Regions from separate parts of the Homo sapiens genome. Here region 1 is linked to region 2. A link is a loop called in an ENCODE intact Hi-C map of the cell type or tissue named here. Cell type or tissue: endothelial cell of umbilical vein. All regions are shown on one strand. Links, peaks and the distances in the headings refer to the core of each region. The heading gives the core; the rest is flanking DNA.

What was found. A loop is a pair of places that touch in the nucleus more often than their neighbours do. Peaks named below come from ENCODE experiments on the same cell type or tissue, not always from the same donor. Only the 100,000 strongest peaks of a DNase experiment are listed, where the experiment ranks them.
Region 1: a loop joins it to region 2, with 3 times the contacts of the local background. A loop is called at or near these places in 3 of 110 quality-filtered maps.

Annotation. Positions count from the first base shown.
Region 1 is chr9:21,833,577-21,838,964 of GRCh38, reverse strand. It overlaps MTAP (methylthioadenosine phosphorylase), which reads right to left. Exons shown (of 8, transcript NM_002451.4): 5 at 955-1,057. Among named protein-coding and RNA genes, the nearest start is that of MTAP, 34 kb to the right of the region's middle. RefSeq lists an enhancer at 5,268-5,388. In endothelial cell of umbilical vein, for the core only: no CTCF peak of the experiment used is centred there; a DNase peak (open chromatin) is centred at 2,374; H3K27ac peaks cover 2,928 bases.
Region 2 is chr9:21,916,791-21,922,178 of GRCh38, reverse strand. It overlaps a transcript of MTAP not described here. Among named protein-coding and RNA genes, the nearest start is that of CDKN2A-AS1, 48 kb to the left of the region's middle. In endothelial cell of umbilical vein, for the core only: no CTCF peak of the experiment used is centred there; a DNase peak (open chromatin) is centred at 2,338; H3K27ac peaks cover 616 bases.

The DNA of each region.
Region 1 (5,388 bases), core at 95-5,094, 83 kb after region 2:
ATGCTAAAAGAAATCATCTACTCTCTATATGCAGGTGTTAACATTATCTGAATAACTAACGTGTTTAGGTATTTATATTCTCTAAGTTAACTCATAAGGGAGATTTTATGAAGCAGTTAATCTCTAACGATACTTCTGATCTTTTGAGTTGCACCTGACTTTCAAACCTGGGATTATAAGAGAAGTAGCACATGTGGACCAAGCCATAGGCTTCTTAGTCATGGTAGCCATTTTTGTTGCTTGGGAACTAAAACTGTGATTCCACCCCTTATACCACCACTGGCCCTTGTGGGGCTGTCCCCATAGTTCTGTGATTTGGCTATAATGGTAGACAGAAGGCTGGGCAGTAATGGCCAAACTCAGGTCAAAGGCAACAGCTGCCAATCTGACCATTTTTAGAAGATCAATAATAGTAATTTAATTCACAAAAGCAGTTACCAGCCATTGGATGTTCCATAACTGACAGGCATGGTTCAGAGACTTCATTAAGTATTAACTCTCTCATCCCTCACACAGTCTTATAAGGTACATGCTATAATTATCTTCATTTTAGAAGTAAGATAACTGAAACCCACATATGTCAAATAATTTGTCCTCTTGGACACAGCTACTTTGTTGAAGAGCAGAGATTTGATCCTAAGTAATCTGGCTCCAGACTGCATACTCTTGAGTAATGTGATATTCTATGTTAAATCATTTTATCTAGATAGCAAAATCAAAACTTATTAAAAAGGTAGGTTGCAACTTTGAGTGGTTCAGCTTAAAATGACTGAGAGTAACAGAGGAACAGGAAATTATTAGCAACAGGAAATAACTCTTCATAAAACTTTGCATAATACAAAGCAAACTTGAGTGAGGGTATGGGGCCACTCGCTCTGCCAATTAACCAAATGCCAGATGCCACCCCAAGCCCACATGATTTATTCTGGTACACCTTCCAGAAAGACTACACACCTCTCTCGTTTTGGGGCAAAACGGCTCAGCCATTGGAATATGGCACACTCCTCTGGCACAAGAATGACTTCCATCATAGAAGGACTGAGGTCTCATAGTGGTCCTACAAAATAAAGCAAAAAAGGTTTTTGTTTGTTTTATTTTAAGGCCATCTTTCCATCCTCCGAGGGCTGGTGAGTCAACTTTATCTAGGTCAATATTTGGGTCTTTACTCCAGACTCAATTCCTCTGGATAAGCTAAAGACAATTGTTTACAAAAGCTTCAGGGTGGTATTCCGCTTTTTTGGCTCTGGGCTGGCAGCAACACACCGCACAACAAGAATTAAAGTGTCTGTGGTCTGGCAGCCGTGACGGGGTAACCACTTTGGATTGCAGGTGCAACTCAACTGTGGGCTCAGAAAGGCCAGGTAAGACACTTAAGAAGTCAATACAAAAATGTTTCATCATCACAGACGTGGAAAATCATATACTTAACACCATATACACATCACCCAGATTCAACAATTTCTTAAATTGTGTCCAACTTGCTTCCTCTATTAGCTTTTTCACAAACACAAATCCCAGGCTTTGACTCAGAGCAGATGCAAATTTCCCCAATGTCTTAAAAAAATTTGTTTTTAAACAGTTGCTTTGTTAGTTTCAGGGTCCAAACAAGGTACTTACCTTGCATTTAATTCCCATGTCTCTAAGAGTAATTCCTGCCTGTAACCCCAACTATATTTTTTCATGCCAGTGACCCACTGAAATAAAGAGCCACTTGTCTTGCTCCATATTTAGGAATCTTTGTTCGCTGCCTCATTTAGATTGTTCTTTTTCCCAGCCGTAATTAATTCTAAAGTGTCTTAGTTCAAGTCTTCTGACAAAACAGTTTTGAATCCATAAGAGAGGCTAAAATTAATCTAGCACCAAGTCACCTGGAAATTTCTTGTCAGAAGTTTTCAGAACAAGCCACTTTCTCTGTGCATTCAATTATTCTAAATTTGAACTGATGAGTAACACAGGGAGGAGGGGACAGCATGGGAGAGATGGGTCAAGGGAAGCCAACAGGGGCAGGTAGATAACATGATGTCCTCTTCCAGGGGTGGGAGGCAGCACTGAGAAATAGTTTCACTGGTTCCGTTTACACAGCTGGCAAGTCTACTGGCCAAAATTAACCTGTTACTTCTAGTTCATCACACACTAAACAGTGGCATTAGCTGGCACCAAGGCCACCTCACTCAGAAATAAGGCCTCAGCGCTCTGGAGGAACAAAAACCCCATCCGAGCTCCTCCCAACCCACTGTCATATGCGCTTTAGGGGAAATGCTAAGTTAACCCCAAAGCAATTCCAGATGGAGTTGAAGAACAGGTCAAATGACTGTTTCAGCCTGTATAAACAGAGGCTTTTCTCTTTTTGAAAGATTAACCAATAAAACGGTGACACGTACTCAACTTCAGCTCTGGCTTTGTTTCAGCCTTTGATGAGTCAAGCATTAGCAACATCCCACTTATAACTATGATATGAACAGGGCCACAAAAGCCTCCAGTGGCTATACTCCAACTGACTTCCACACCATAACACCCGCATTTCATCTACCTCTGCCCATCTCCTGTCTATCCCCACCCATTTGCCTTGGAACCCCCGCCTTTGTTTTGAACTTTTTAACCTTAAGAATAACATGTATTTAAGTTAAGCTTCATGCAACGTTAATATGCACCTGATAATTATTAACTACAGTCTTAATTTCCTCTCATGCATTTTTCTTTCTCAACAAAGCTCCCTAACTACTAGCTATGTGGACTTAAACCAAATTGCCATATCTTTTTGATTCTTCATTTTCCAATCATAAAACATAGTATTCATCCACCTATTTACAAGGATGTTAGGAAGATTAAGTCAACCAAGATGCCCAGATAACTCATAGCAGCTCACAAGTGTGGGTCTGGGCTAGAGACAGAATTGGAGTCGGCACCAGATGGGGCCTCACAACACTCAACCTTGTAAGGTGCAAGCAAAGAGGGTAGCCCTGGGGGAGAAGCAAGGGCTTAAAACCATTTTTGGGCTATACTATCAAGATACCAGAAGGGAAGGTGCAGACGAGAAACACCTCTTATAGTTTGCCCAGCTATTTGTAGTTTTCTGCGTCATCAACTTAACTGTCAATACATTCAGTATTGAAACATTTAATGATCTAAACTTAAATTCCTATAAACAGCAATACACCTGCACAGCATAACAGGATGTGTCATTGTTAATGCTGAATGAAATTCTGACCAAGAGCAATGAGGTTTACAATCACAGCTGAGGGGAGTGGATGATGCCCTCAAAAGAAATTCCAGAATGAAATGTGTATAATTTTAATAGCACCAGTCCTCCTTCTGAAGGTCTCTATCAGATAAATCAGAAGTTTTATAACTCAGCAAGAAGCCTGGAATAAGCCTGCCGATCACACCCCACAAAGTGGGGACTGTTGCCCAATTAAGCCTGCCTGTTCACTTCCAAGTTCTAGCCAAAACAGCTATATTGAAATCATATTTCAATATAGAAATATGATTCTATATTAAGAATCATATTTCTCCCTCATGCTGAATTTTCTGAGTGACATGGAGAAAACACAGGAAATATAGTTTTGTCCCTGGATTCGAATGAATTTTTGTGTGGTCTTGGGCAAATTACTCAGCTTCTTTAAGTTCTTTCTTCGTGAGGTATTAGCAACATCCCTACTGCTATGGTCTGAAGTTTTGTGTCCTCCCAAAATTCCTATGCTGAAATCCAAACTCACAAGATGTGATGGTATTAGGAGATGGAGCCTTTTGGAGGTGATTAGGCAGATCTCTCATGATTGGGATCAGACCCCTTATAAAAGAGATCCCAGAGAGCTAGGTCGCCCTTCTACCACCATGTAAGGACACAATAAGAAGGTGCTATCTGTGAGAAAGTAGGTTCTCACCAGACACCAAATCTGCTGGCAACTTTTTTTGGACTTCCCAGCCTCCAGGACTGTGAGAAATTTCTGTTGCTTAGAAGCTACCCAGTCTATGGTATTCCGTTGTATCAACCTGAACAGACTAAGACACACATATACACCCTTGCTTAAATATAAAAACAAGGCTGCAAAAACCTCCAGTGGCTACCTCCCAATAGACTGCGATGCAATAACATCTCCATTTTAGATTTCAAATAATGGCCCCTCCGAAGATGTCCACATGCTAACCCTTAGAACCTATGAATATATTACTTTAGATGGCAAAGGGGAACTAAGAGAGCAAATGGAATTAAGGTTGCTAACAAGCTGACTTTAAAATAGAAAGGTTATTCTGGATTAACTAGGTGTGCGGCATGTCTTCACATGAGTCCTCACATGTGGAAGACGGAGGCAGAAGAGTCAATGTCAGCATGATGAGAGGTGAGGACTCCATTGCCATTGCTGGCTCTGAAGATGGATGAGGGCCATATGCCAAGGTGAGTGGCAAAGGCAGGGAAAGGGATTCTACCCTAAGCCTCCAGAAAGGAATGCAGCCGTGCTGACAATTTTTCTAGTTTCAGTGAGACCCACGATACACTCCAAACTTACAGAACTAAAAGATAAGGTCTGCTTCTTCCTCTTGCTTTAACCTTTAAAGCCCTCTAGCTAGGCAAGGGGACTAATTTTTATCTCCCCATAGCTTGGGATCCTACTGGAAAACACGGATTTCAGGGACTGGCTTATCTACTGGCTTTACCACTCACTAGCTGTGTGCCTCTGGGAAAGTCACTCTCGTCTCTCTGCACCTCAGTTATATCAGTTTCCTTAAACGGGAGTAATCCCACTTACCTTATAAAGTCCCCGTGAAAACTGAATGAGACAACATGAAGCAAGTGCTTGGCACTTGTCACTATCATTTATGGAAAATATGCTTCTAAACATTTCTTCTGCCAATCCCAAAGTATGACATATTGATGGGCCTCAAATCAAGGGTATCCAACAAATTGCTTAAGGTTGTCAAGCAGGGATATGTGATAAGAAAAGCTAGTAGACAAATAAAAAAAAACAGCCTATGGAAAAGTAAAGGAGACAAAATGATGTGTGCTGGCAGGAAAAATGAGTTCAAGAGAGTGAAAGGAAGAACACTGGCACTTTCAAAGAGAGGGAGAAAAGCCTAGAAATAGACTGACTGGTAGGTTGTTTCTTGAATCAAGACTCTTACATTGGCTTGAAGATAGCTGTTAGTTAATACGTTTCCTTTGAGGAAATGTGGTGTTGCAAACAAGCTGAGGGCAAACACCCATCCCCTGGCAGAAGCAAACACAATCATCGACCTCTGAGGACATTTCAGAATACGGTCTGTATCCACAACAAGCCCCAACATGCAGAATCGTGAGTCAATTAATTTACTGGCAGAGCAGAATAACGGCTGCTCATAAGGAGGACGGTTTAGGGGAAGTGAATCTACCCATCATTTAAAATATATCCC
Region 2 (5,388 bases), core at 174-5,173:
TTCCTAGAGGAACTGGTCATACACCAGTTAAACTCTGCCATTTTGCCTCTTAGTGCATGCTTGAGACTGCTTGCTCAGCTCCTTATTGGGAAGCTGTTGGCCACCGGCTTCAAGTGTTTTCCATATATTGGGAGACTGCCTTTCTCTGGCACTGACTGCAACCAATTATTATTTTAAAAAGACTGCTTAACAACTACCTGACCATCACCTAATGGTTGCCTGACATTACTGGTGGGGGATGGGCTTTTCTTCTGATGTTCATGTCTGCCTAACTACCTACTCCAACACTCCCACCTCAGCCTCCTGAGTAGTTGGGACTGCAGGCTTGTGCCACCATGCCTGGCTAATTGTTATTATTATGTTTATTTTTAATAGAGATGAGGTTTCCCTATGTTGTCCAGGCTGGTCTCAAACTCCTGAGCTCAAGCCATCTGCCCTCTTCAGCCTCACAAAGTGCTAGGATTACAGGTGTGAGCCACTGCTTCTGGCCAGAAGTCTTTAAGAGAGGCATATTTTGATTTATTGAGTCTCTTGTAAGGCTCTGCATGATAATCAAAATCTACATTCCATTGTTCTTGAGGAATTCAGAATTTCTTCTTTTCCAATCCACTTCATAAATGAACAGTTTTGTCTAGGTTAAAACTTTCTTACAATGACCACTGTATTTCTATATTATCTTTGAACTTCAAATTAACAACCTAATGATGCACCTCAGGGAGCTAGAAAAGAGAACAAAACAAAACCAAATTTAGTAGAAAGAAAGAAATAATAAAGATCAGAGCAGAAGTAAATGAAATTGAGAGTAAAAAATACAAAATATCAACAAAAAGGTTTTTTTGAAAAAATAAATTAACAAACCTTTACCTAAACTAAGAACAAAAGAGAAAAGACCCATGTAAATAAAATCAGAAACAAAAAGGGAGAGTTAACAAATGAGACCACAGAAATACAAAGAATCATTAAAAACAATTATGGACAACTTTTTCCAAAAGAAACCACAAGTTTCTTTTGGAAAATCTAAAAGACATTGATAAATTACTGAACACATACAACTTACTAAGATTGAATCATAAAGAAAAAAATAACTTGAACAAACAAGTAATGAGATCAAAGCTGTAATAAAAAGTCTCCCATTAAAGAAAAGCCTAGGACCTGATTGCATCAATGCTTAATTCTGTCAAACTTTTAAAGAAAAAACTCAAACTCTTCCAAAAAAAATGGGAGAAGTGGTAATACTTCCAAACTCTTTCTACAAGGTCAGCATTACCTTGATACCAAAATTGGACAAAGACACAGAAAAAAAGAGTGTTAGGCCAATATTTCTGGTGAACATAGTTGTAAAAATCCTCAACAAAATGCTAGCAAACCAAATTCAACAACACATTAAAAAGATCATTTAGCATGATCAAGTGGGATTTATCCAAGGGATAAATATTTCCAGATTAATACACAATTTCTGGCTTCCAAGGCATGTTTACCACTTAATAATTATTTAATCAAGTTTGACCATATTGTTTGCTCAGAAAGCCTGGATCATGCAGAAAGGTGAAAATATCCATAGAGAATTGTTTCCCAATAGCCCCTTTCGAGTGGGCTATTGGAAGGTAAGTGGATAATGGGTTTGCATAATTGCACTTTTTTGTTGGTAAAATCTGGGAAAATAAAAATTTTACAGTCTTTCCTTAAAGAAAGTCCTCCAAACTAAGTAAGTTTCAGGTCACATAAAACCTGAATTTGCCCATGCTCACAACTGTGCCTGCAATTGTTTATGGTTGAGGGAAAAAAACATGTTAAAAAAGCGTCACGCAGTGGCCAAGGAAAATCTCTTTTCATTGCTCTAATGGAATTACAGCTCTCCCTCCTGCTTATCTTACAGTCTTCTTAGGTGGGCACTGTTTATTTATACTCTCACAGCTCTCTCTGGTCATGGGCTAATTTTTTCTTGATCCTCATTGCTATGTTCAGAATATACTCCCTCCTTTCTAAAAGACACCAGCCACTCCCATTCTGTAATTCAACTCATTTCTCTATGATTTTCGCTCTTGAGCTTAGTCTCCTTATCTATAAATCTACTCTAGTCTAATTCCTTAACCCATTTCCTGTTTGCCCCAAGAATATTCTTGTTCTCTTGTCTCTAATCCTAATGTAATATCATATACATTTCTGTTACATTAGGATTAGAGACAAGTTCTGTTTAGAAATAACTCCATGAAGAATTTTTATATTTTATTTTCACATTGAAAAATCAGTCAGATTTGCTTCAGCCTCAAAGAGTGTGTTTACGTAAAATTCAGTGAGTGCTGGCAGCAAGCCACACTTTTTTTTTCTAAACAGGAAATGGGTTAATATACACGTTGATGAACATTCTCTGGCTTATTTCCTGTAAACCCGCTTCTCTGACTAACTTGTGCTCTTTGACCACCACCACTTTATTACTCCACCTTGACCTCTAAGCTATGATTCTATCACCTTGTCAGTGTATTTCACCCACTTTATGTCATCACTCCACTCCTTACCCAGCTAAAATGCTTATGGTCACATAGTCAATTATCAAAGGATAGTAATCATTCCTTTGCATACACCCTTGAACCTCACAGTGTTTTATACATGGCAAAACCAAAACCCTGGTTAAATCCAACTCTCTTGCTAGTCCACATCTGAACCCAGGGATCCAAAAGTGGTTTACAAATATCTTCTCTTAACCTCACTTCCACCTGCAAATTACCATCTGTTTTTTTGCTCCTTTTATAGAAAAAGAAAAAATGCAAGAGCCTTAAAGCAGAAGTCTAAATTTTTATGAATGAAGTTAAATTATTTTTTCAGAGTATCTTCAAAATAATCTGGTAAGGTAGGGACAGAGGGAGTGGGGAAGTAGATGAACAACATTGGCTATCAGTTAAAAACAATTGAATGTGGGTGATGGGTTTCATTTTTTGTTAATTCATATTTTTATATGCTTGAAATCTTCCCTGATAAAAATTTCAAGTGTCTGTAATTGCTGTCTCCAATTTCCTCTCTTTCAGCTACAAACCCACTAACCAAGATTTTACTTTAAACACTCTGCTGAAACTATTGTTCATCCTAGTCACAATAATATTTATATTGCTAAATTGAATGCTCAATTCTTAGTTCTCACTTTTTCCTATCAATAGTGTTTGATGGACCATCAAACTATGCTTTCCTATGTCACACCTTGGTGATCAATTTGTGCTTCCCTTTCTTCAAGTGGATTCTAGTACAGGTATCATTTTATTAGTCTGTTCTCACGCTGCTAATAAAGACACCCCCAAGACTGGGTAATTTATAAAGGGAAGAGTTAATTGACTCACAGTTCACATGGTTGAAGAGGCCTCACAATCATGGCAGAAGGCAAAGAGGAGCAAAGACACATCTTACCTGGCAGCAGGCAAAGAGGGCATGTGCAGGGGAACTCCCCTTTATAAAACCATCAGATCTTGTGAGATTTATTCACTATCACGAGAACAGCACGAGAAAGACCCACCTCCATGATTCAATTACCTGCCACCAGGTCCCTTCCATGACATGTGGGGATTATTGGGGCTAAAATACAAATGAGATTTGGGCGAGGATGCAGCGAAACCACATCAATCACAATTTTTTTTTAATTTCAATAGTTTTTGGGGGTACAGATGGTTTTTGGTTAAATGGGTAAGTTCTTTAGTGCTAATTTCTGAAATTTTAGTGTGCCTGTCACCCAAGCAGTTTATACTGTACCCAATATTCTCTTATCCCTTAACCCCTCCAAACCTCCCCCATCGAGCCCCCAAAGTCCATTAATCACTCTTTTTTTTTTTTTTTTTTTTTTTTTGAGACGGAGTCTCGTTCTGTCGCCCAGGCTGGAGTGCAGTGGCGGGATCTCTGCTCACTGCAAGCTCCGCCTCCCGGGTTCACGCCATTCTCCTGCCTCAGCCTCCCAAGTAGCTGGGACTACAGGCGCCCGCCACTACGCCCGGCTAATTTTTTGTATTTTTAGTAGAGACGGGGTTTCACCGTTTTAGCCGGGATGGTCTCGATCTCCTGACCTCGTGATCCGCCCGCCTCGGCCTCCCAAAGTGCTGGGATTACAGGCGGAGCCACCGCGCCCGGCCCATTAATCACTCTTATGCCTTTGCATCCTTATAGCTAAGTTCCACTTGTAAGTGAAAACATACAATATTGGGTTTTCCATTCCTGAGTTACTTCACTTACAATAATGACCTCCAGCTCTATCCAAGTTGCCGCAAAAGACATTATTATTGTTCCTTTTTATAGCTCAGTAGTATTCCATGGCATATACATATATACCATATTTTTATTATCAACTCGGTCGATGGGCACTTAGATTGGTTCCATATTCTTGCATTTGCTAATTGTGCTGCTATAAACATACATGTACATGTGTCTTTTTTATATGACTTCTTTTCCTTTGGGTAGATACTCAGTAGTGGGATTACTGGATTGAATGGTAGTTCTACTTTTAGTTCTTTAAGGAATCTGCATATTACTTTCTATAGTGGTGGTACTAATTTACATTCCCACTAGCAATGTAAAGATGTTCCCTTTGCACCACATCCATGCCAACATCTATTGCTTTTTGACTTTTTAATTATGGCCATTCCTGCAGGAGTAAGCTGGTAACTCTTTGTGGTTTAATTTGCATTTCCCTGATGATTAGTGACAAGCATCACAATTTCTTAGTCTTCCTTTTTCCTCACCAGTTGCTCCCTTCTAGTCTCCTTTGCTGATTTCTTCTCTTTTCCTTGACCTACTAACATTGCAGTACCCAGGGTAGGCCTTGCTTTCGTCTCTGCTCTGCATTCCTTAGTGATCTCTTTCAACCTTGTGCCATCTAATGGCTGAAAATGCCTCTGTTATGTGGACCACTCAGAAATTTATATCTTTAGCTGAGACCTCTCTCCAGAATTCAAGACTTTTATGTACAACTGCCTACCTGACATCTCCACTTGGGTATTAAATAGGCTTCTAAAAGTTAACAACTGGACTCTTTGTATTTCCCCTGAGTGCTGCTCCACCCAAAGCCTTCCTCATTCAGTTTATGGCAACATCTTTCCAATAGTTTAGATTAAAAGTCTTGGATTATTCTTGGTTCCTTTATTATTCCCTCAAAACCTACATTCAATCCTTTGGTAAATCTTATAGCTCTACTTTCAAAATAATTCTAGATTCTGACCTTTTTTCTTCACCTTGACTTCTATCACACTAGTCTGGGCCAACTCTATTTCTCACCTAAATAACAACAATATCCTCCGTATTCATTTCCTCGGGCTGCCGTAACAAAGTACTGCAAGTTGGGGGACTTTTAGCAACAGATTTTTTTTTCTTTCACAGTTCTGGAGGATAGAAGTCCAAAATAAAGGTGTTAGCAGT